2 separate regions of the Homo sapiens genome follow, and region 2 is linked to region 1. A link is a contact called in ENCODE Hi-C or POLR2A ChIA-PET data. All regions are on one chromosome and are shown on one strand. Each heading gives the region's core, a stretch centred on a gene start or an enhancer-like site at or near the end of the contact. The rest is flanking DNA. Distances are from core to core; before and after follow the strand shown. Region 1 has its middle 9.5 kb from the start of EMX2. Region 2 holds the start of LINC02944 (long intergenic non-protein coding RNA 2944).

Region 1 (3,375 bases), core at 536-3,035:
TGTGGGGACTATAGGGCACTATGGAAATTTTTTCTTTTTTTTCTCCTCTTCTCTAAAGCAGAATTCATTCTCCGTCTCTTTCTCCTTTCCCCCATCTCTGCCTGTCTTCCACCTCCCCTCTTTCCCCCCATTTCTGTCCCTCTGTAGAAACCTGGCTGCTCATAGTGCATTTTCACAGACTCTTCTTGGAAGGTGTGTGTGCCGTGAGGGGATACACCGCCGCCGGGAGTTGCCGGGGGAGGAGGGAGACGGGGTGGCCTCAGGAGACCCGGGCTTGCGTCTCACAGGGACAGGTGCGCCTCGGGGTATCCTGGAAACCCTCGTGGGGCTTCCAGGCGCTTTGACAGCACGACCCTCAGTGACCACCAGCTGTCTCAAGCGCTTTGCAGTCAGTGCTCCCGGAAAGCATCCCTTTCTCTTCAACAAGTACAAATTACCTTTTCCTTCCACTCACCTTCCAAAACCCGGAATACCTCAAACACCGAGCTCATTCTTAAACATTCTTAAAATTCAGATGGTCTGTCCAGAAAAAAAAAAAAATTCCGTCTTAACAGAAGGTTTACTTCTGCCGAAATTATATACTTTATACTTTTTAAGTACAAGAAAACGGGGCTGGTGGTGAAGATTTTTCTTTTTTTGGGTAAATGTCCTATGTAGTGTAACAGCAATAAAATCATCACAGAATACTATTAGCTTTGAAAAAAAAACTAAAAGCTTTATTACAAACCAAGCTTTGAAAATAGGGGGGATTAGGCGGCTGAAAGGGTCCCACAATGGTAAGAAGAAAAGGTTTCATGCTAATGAGGTTAATGCCCTTTGTATCTCAGGCCTCCACATCTTCATTACGCGCTATCTCCGGCTGCACGGAGCGGCTCAGAGAGCCGCAATCCACTCCAACGCCCCCCTTCCCGGCCCAAAGAAGGATTTGATAGCAGCTCTGTTCAAACTAGATAATTATATCTTTTCAAGTCGGAATTAAGATAAAGAAAGTGAAGCAGAGGCGGCTCGCCTTGATCCACTGCAAACAAATTTGGCGCACTTTCGAGTCCTTCCTCCGCCTCAAAAAGGCAGGACAGTCAGCTTATTAGCCGCTCGTTTGCTTTATTAATTCATCTATTTAAAGTGGCAGGATTAGAGTGTCTAATGTGGACGCGGGCTGCCGTGGCGCTGAGGAATATAAATATTTGCGAGATGCCATCCCACGATGACTATCTGGGAGTGGGGCGCGGGGCAGGGTGCGCGTGTGCCCTGCCTCTGCGTTCCCTTCGCAGTGCGCGCGTGCTGAGCTGAGCAGGGGGTTGTAGGAGCCATGAGCCGCAGGTCTATGTGCCCCTTCGTGCTATATGGGTGCCAGCCCTGGATGCTCCCGGGCAGGGCTCAATGGGCATCGTGGGTCAGATTCTGCGCTCCTTCTGGGACACGGAGAACTGTATGCACGTTGCCATTGGGTCCTGCCTGGGACCCCTAATGGGGATGTAGGATACAAGTTTGATCCATGTTCCGTTTCCTTGTTAATTACTTGTGGACCTTCCCTGTGGGACCCCTTGGCCAAGCGCATGTTCGGGAGAGGCACGGGTTCTCCGTTTGCGCTGCCCTGAGAGGGTCAAACGGAATCTACCAAGCGCGTGTGCCGCGGCTACGTTCTCCTGCGAAGTACACATGGGTTCCGTGTGCGTTTCTCGCGGAGGCGCCAGAAAGTCCTAGGGTGAGAGAAGCCTTCGACCTCCGAACTTCCTGGCTCTCGTTCTGGGTGTTCAGTGCTCCAAGCTCCCTCTGGCTCTGCTCCTGGCAGGCAAGCCGAGCAGGAGCTGGCGCATTGGCTGCGGCCCGGAACCTGCCGGGCCACTTTTGTGCGAGGGGCGGATTGTGGCAGCCTGAGAGCCGCGCCAGGCGGGCCAGGCAGAAAGGGGGCTCCGGCCTGCGCTCGGCTTTGGAAACCTCGGCTCCTCCCCGTCCCCGCCTCGAGTCGCAGGAAACAAAGTCTGGGACGCGCAGGCCGGCTGGGGAGGGACTCTGGCTGCTCGGAGGCCTGGCCCGGGGCCCCACTCCGTGGTGGGGGTTTTAGGGCTGGTCCAAGTCGGTGTAAGGCTGGCAGGGTGAGGGTCTGTTCTTGTGTGTTTGTATAGGGTGAGAGCACTAGTTTGTGGTATAATGGCATTTGTGTGGATTGTGGAATAGAATTGTGTGTCTCAGCTAGGACTTTAGTCAATTTGTGTCAGTTCTAATTGTTTGAATAAGTTAAAGGCTGGAGAGGCTGGGGCTACTTATGTAGATTTGGTCAAGATGTCTAGCTGTCCTTGTGCGTCTAGATTGTTTTGAGTTAGGGCCAGCACGTGCAGTTGTGAGGCTGCAGAGTGCCTATGACGGTGTGGAAATGCAGTTTATTGAATGTGTGTGCCGCGGTCTGGTTGCACTGTGTATCTGCGAATTCGTCTGGAGTTGCACATCTCAGAAGATGGGGGTGGCCTCGGTGTGTGTGGCTTGCGGGGACGTTTCTCGGTGTTTGGATGGGGGTCCCTGTGATGGATGTCCATGCCCAGCCCTAGGGCAACATCTGTGTGTCTTGGGATCGAGGCGTGTGTGTCTAGTGAGGAGGCTTGGGCTGGGGTGTCGTTCCAGCAGCGCCCCACTAACTCCGGAGTTTGGCAAACAACAGCCGTTTTGTGTAACTGCGCATTTTTCTAGACCAGTCTTTATTATTCCAGCAATCAGCGCTGGAATTACTGGGGCGCCGCCTAGAAGCAACCGCCGGCGGGGCGGCAGAGGATGCCGGCCTCCAGCGTCGGGGGACCGCGCCCGAAAGCCGGGCTGCTTTGTGGGGCCTCTCGCGCCTCGCCCGCAGCTTCCGGCCCGCGCCCTCCGCTCGACCGCCGATTTTCTCGCCCCAGCCAGCCCCGTAGCCAGAGGAAAGTGGGAGTTTTGAGAACCCTCTGACCCCAGCCGTGACCCCTCTCCGGGAGGTGGCTTCTCCCGCAGGACCCGGTGCGCCAGAAAACTCTAGGCGGCGCCACGCTTGGAAGCGCAAGGTCCATTCATCAGCCGCGCCCCAGCGTCTAATTGGCCTTTTGTTTATTAGTGTCTGTTGCCCGGCTGGGAGTCTCCGGAGGGCCCCGGAGCTGCGAGTCGGGGTGCCAGAAGCGGACGGCGGGCCAGCGCCCAGAGCTGGGGTCCGGGTAGGGCAGAGGCGCGTCGCACTCCTCTGAGGGGGCGCCAGAGCGCGCCAAAGATCACGCCCACGTGCGGAGATGCGCGCATGGAGGCTGGACTCCAAGTGCTGGAGCCTGGTCCTCCCGGCTGCTAACGCCCCAGGCTTCGCCCCTGCCCCCACCTCCACCTGCAGACCGAGCCCTCCCCATCTCTCCACACCCTCAGGAT
Region 2 (3,375 bases), core at 503-3,002, 690 kb after region 1:
GGATTTGTAAAAATTATGTAATAAAATACCTCATTTCTATACTCGGTGACAATGGACATGAAAGAAAAAGTGATTCCACTATAGGACTTGTATGTTTTATTAATTTATTTTCTTTATAGGAATTTACATTCTTTAAGGCAAGGAGAATCATATTTTGCTATAAGGGGAAAGATAATTTGCAAGGTGTTTCATGTGATTTTTCCCCCTGACATTCAGATTTATTCTATATCAAGAAAAGAAGCTTCTGGGCCGGGTGCAGTGGCTCACGCCTGTAATCCCAGCACTTTGGGAGGCCAAGGTGGGCGGATCACCTGAGGTTAGGAGTTCAAGACCAGCCTGACCAACATGGAGAAACCCCGTCTCTATTAAAAACACAAAAATAGCCGGGCTTTGTGGCACATGCCTGTAATCACAGCTACTCAGGGGGCTGAGGCAGGAGAATCTCTTGAACCTGGGAGGCGGAGGTTGCAGTGAGCCAAGATCGTGCCATTGCACTCCAGCCTGGGCAAAAAGAGCGAAACTCTGTCTCAAAAAAAAAAAAAAGGAGAAGCTTCTGAAATTCCAGGAGCATACAACTTCCCCCCTTATCTATGGGGGATACATTCTTCCAAGACCCCAGTGGATGCCTGAAACTGCAATAGTACCAAACCCTACATATACTATGCATGAATTTCTTTTTTTCCTTACCATTCATGGGTAAGCTGGTCCAAGTGCAGTGGTGTTTACAACTAATTGATCACAATTCGTGGGTAGAAGTTTCCTTCTTACTGTAGATCTTAAAGATGTCAGCATACAATTTTTTTCTTTCCTTATTAAGCTGATAACTTTCACCTTTTCACTTCAAGGATGCATTTTATGGCTTCTTTTTTGGCATATGCAAATTGCCAGCATCATTACTCTCATGCTTTGAGGCCATTATATAACAAAATGAGGGTTACTTGAACACAAGCACTGGGAAACGGTGACAGTCTATGTGATAACTGAGATGGCTACCGTGTGACTGACAGGAAGGTAGCTTAGACAGTGTGGATATGCTGGACAAAGAGAAGATTCCCCTCCCAGGTGGGACAGAGGATGAGAGATTTCAGCATGCAACTGAGAATGGCATGCAATTTAAAACTTATGAATTATTTCTGAAATTTTCCATTTAATTTTTTGGGGCCACAACTGACCACAGGTAAATGAAACCACAGAAAACAAAACCTCAGCTAAGAAAGAGCTAATGTATTTAATTTTAACATTATATCAATGACCCAACTGTGCAACGTAAAATGTCTTTATTTTCTGATACTTGTATTACTTTCTGGTAATAAAACGTCCTTTCAGTATTTTAGAAGAACGAGTCACATTTCGCACATAGTAGTAGACACTTAATAGATGTTTGTTGAAACATTCGTAGATAAGTGGGTAGATACACACTGACATTTAACGATGTGCCTTAATTCAGCTTTAAGTGCTAATGTTTATTAACGGTGATGCGTAAATACAACAGCACACATTCTGATTTAGGCTCGTCCACTGAAAATGTCCCCCTACTTCCAAAACGTAAACCGGTACCATTTAAGGATCGAAATGAAAACAACGTAATAGTGAAGTTGTCTTGGAGGAATTGCTGGAGGACGCCTTTGATACCTTTATGGAGAATGAATGGGAAGCCTTTGCGTGTGGCTGACACAAATGGTTGTCACACGCCATCTAGTGGCCATCCGTGAAACTGTGCATATGCCGTGGGAAACGCTTTTGGAACAAGTTGGATTGCTCCGAATTTCAGTGCCTATCGGGCAGCCAGTGAACATTTGTCCATCTTTAAGGCATTAAACTGAGAAGAACCACTGAGGAAAGCATGCCACAGTCTTTCCCAAAATCCCTGTGTCTTAAGGAACAACCAAGAAGTTAACTGGTCAGGGAAAAGATTTCTTTTGGAACACAGGTAAGCAAAACCAAGACGCCATCGGAGACACCCTTGCCTGCAACGGTTGTGGTATAAAGCAAGGTAAGTAGCGTGATATTCACTGCTTTTTGTCCCACAGAAGCCATCGCTGTGTGCGGAAATCCATGACCTGGCCATGACTTCTACAACCCGGAGGACTTGCCTGGCATTACCGAAAAGCACAGGGGAAAGATTCTGTGGCAGGTGCCGCATTTCATCCAGCTCACTCCGTGCTAGTTCCTAAGACATCTTAATTCTTACACATATGCATAATCGTGATATTTTGCCATGAATAACAATATATTTCACAATTATCAACCATTTTAATTTTTAGCTTTCTAACCTCGGACTACTATAATAAAAAGAAATAATAAATCCAAAAGTAGTAGTGGAAAAAATAAGTATCTCCAGGTTTGTTCCTGTAAAGTTAATTAGTTCAAAACAGAGTGAGGACTCTAAGAGTTTGGGGTTTTTTTGTGTGTGTGTGTTAAGTATCAGCATTAAGTATCTTCAAGACAATTCAAAGTAAGATGATAAGTCACTAGGTTGTAAATTTCACAAAAAATCATTAAATACACTGTGTCGGACTACAGCGGAACAGTGGGAAGAACATTCAGTATTTGAGAGTAAACAACTCAAATTAAGTTGTTTAGGAATCTCACAGACAGGAAAATTTTTCCTCTCTGGTTTTCCATGGTAGCATGTTTACAGTACTTGAAAAATGTTGCTTTCAAGTCATGTTAACTGCTTCTTAAGACCATCAAATAAGAAATGATATAGCTTATTAGTTCCAAAATAGAAAATCCTATAACATCATTTCCTCTTCATGTTAAGGTTAACTTCCATTATAAATATATGCTTTCAGTATAAAATGCTCGACCTCAAAAGATACCAGCTTTTGCGTTTTGAACTATAATCGTGATCCATAAATGGTGATAGAGCTTCAGCTACATCTCAAACATTTATGTTCCACTCTCTTTATCAAAGAGCGATTTATTTTCAGAGAAACATTTATCAATTTAAGGTGTCTGAAATATTCATTTTTTAAAAAGGGCTATAAACAAGTAGCAAGATGAATAATCTGGTTTTCTGTGGGTTAAGTTACATATCAAAAAATCCTAAAATTTTTCATCATTTTGATGCACTATTCTTAATTTTTAAAAACTCATTGTCTGAAAGCAAGACAGATATTTTAATGCTAATATGTAAAAATAAACCGGATTTACGGTCTTGGGTCTCTGTCGTTGCCTATATATCTAGATGTCTACAAAAATATTCCAGATTTTCTGCTTTTCTTAATCTCAAATGTTCAAAATGACTACATTTTCTAGAATATTTACCTATTAGCTGATGTTATTGTTAAAAAGAAAATCAGACTAATTTTGGCAGTATTGTGCCTTACTACAAATCCTGTCTTTACTGTGAGAGTGGAGAAAAATAAAATT

Evidence for each region. A loop is a pair of places that touch in the nucleus more often than their neighbours do. ChIA-PET counts read pairs that join two places held with the same protein, here RNA polymerase II (POLR2A). Pooled maps may share reads with other maps.
Region 2: a loop to region 1 is called in a map of uterus, with 2.8 times the contacts of the local background. The contact joins the promoter of LINC02944 here to the enhancer-like site in region 1. A Hi-C loop is called at or near these places in 10 of 168 maps with a recorded cell type or tissue (GM23248, HAP-1, HepG2 and 7 more), 5 of 37 single-sample maps with no recorded cell type and 7 of 50 pooled maps. POLR2A ChIA-PET finds 5 or more read pairs at or near these places in 1 of 52 experiments (H1).

The regions. Positions count from the first base shown.
Region 1 is chr10:117,550,544-117,553,918 of GRCh38, forward strand. No RefSeq gene overlaps it. Among named protein-coding and RNA genes, the nearest start is that of EMX2, 9.5 kb to the left of the region's middle. RefSeq lists enhancers at 1-490, 429-1,404, 1,349-2,140. Within about 2 kb of position 1,786, at least 3 of the 41 ENCODE cell types and tissues checked have a DNase peak (open chromatin) inside an H3K27ac peak, as active enhancers do; they include dorsolateral prefrontal cortex and uterus, where a contact is called at or near this core.
Region 2 is chr10:118,239,753-118,243,127 of GRCh38, forward strand. LINC02944 (long intergenic non-protein coding RNA 2944) reads left to right here and starts at 1,753. Exons shown (of 5, transcript XR_946349.3): 1 at 1,753-1,930; 2 at 2,031-2,134.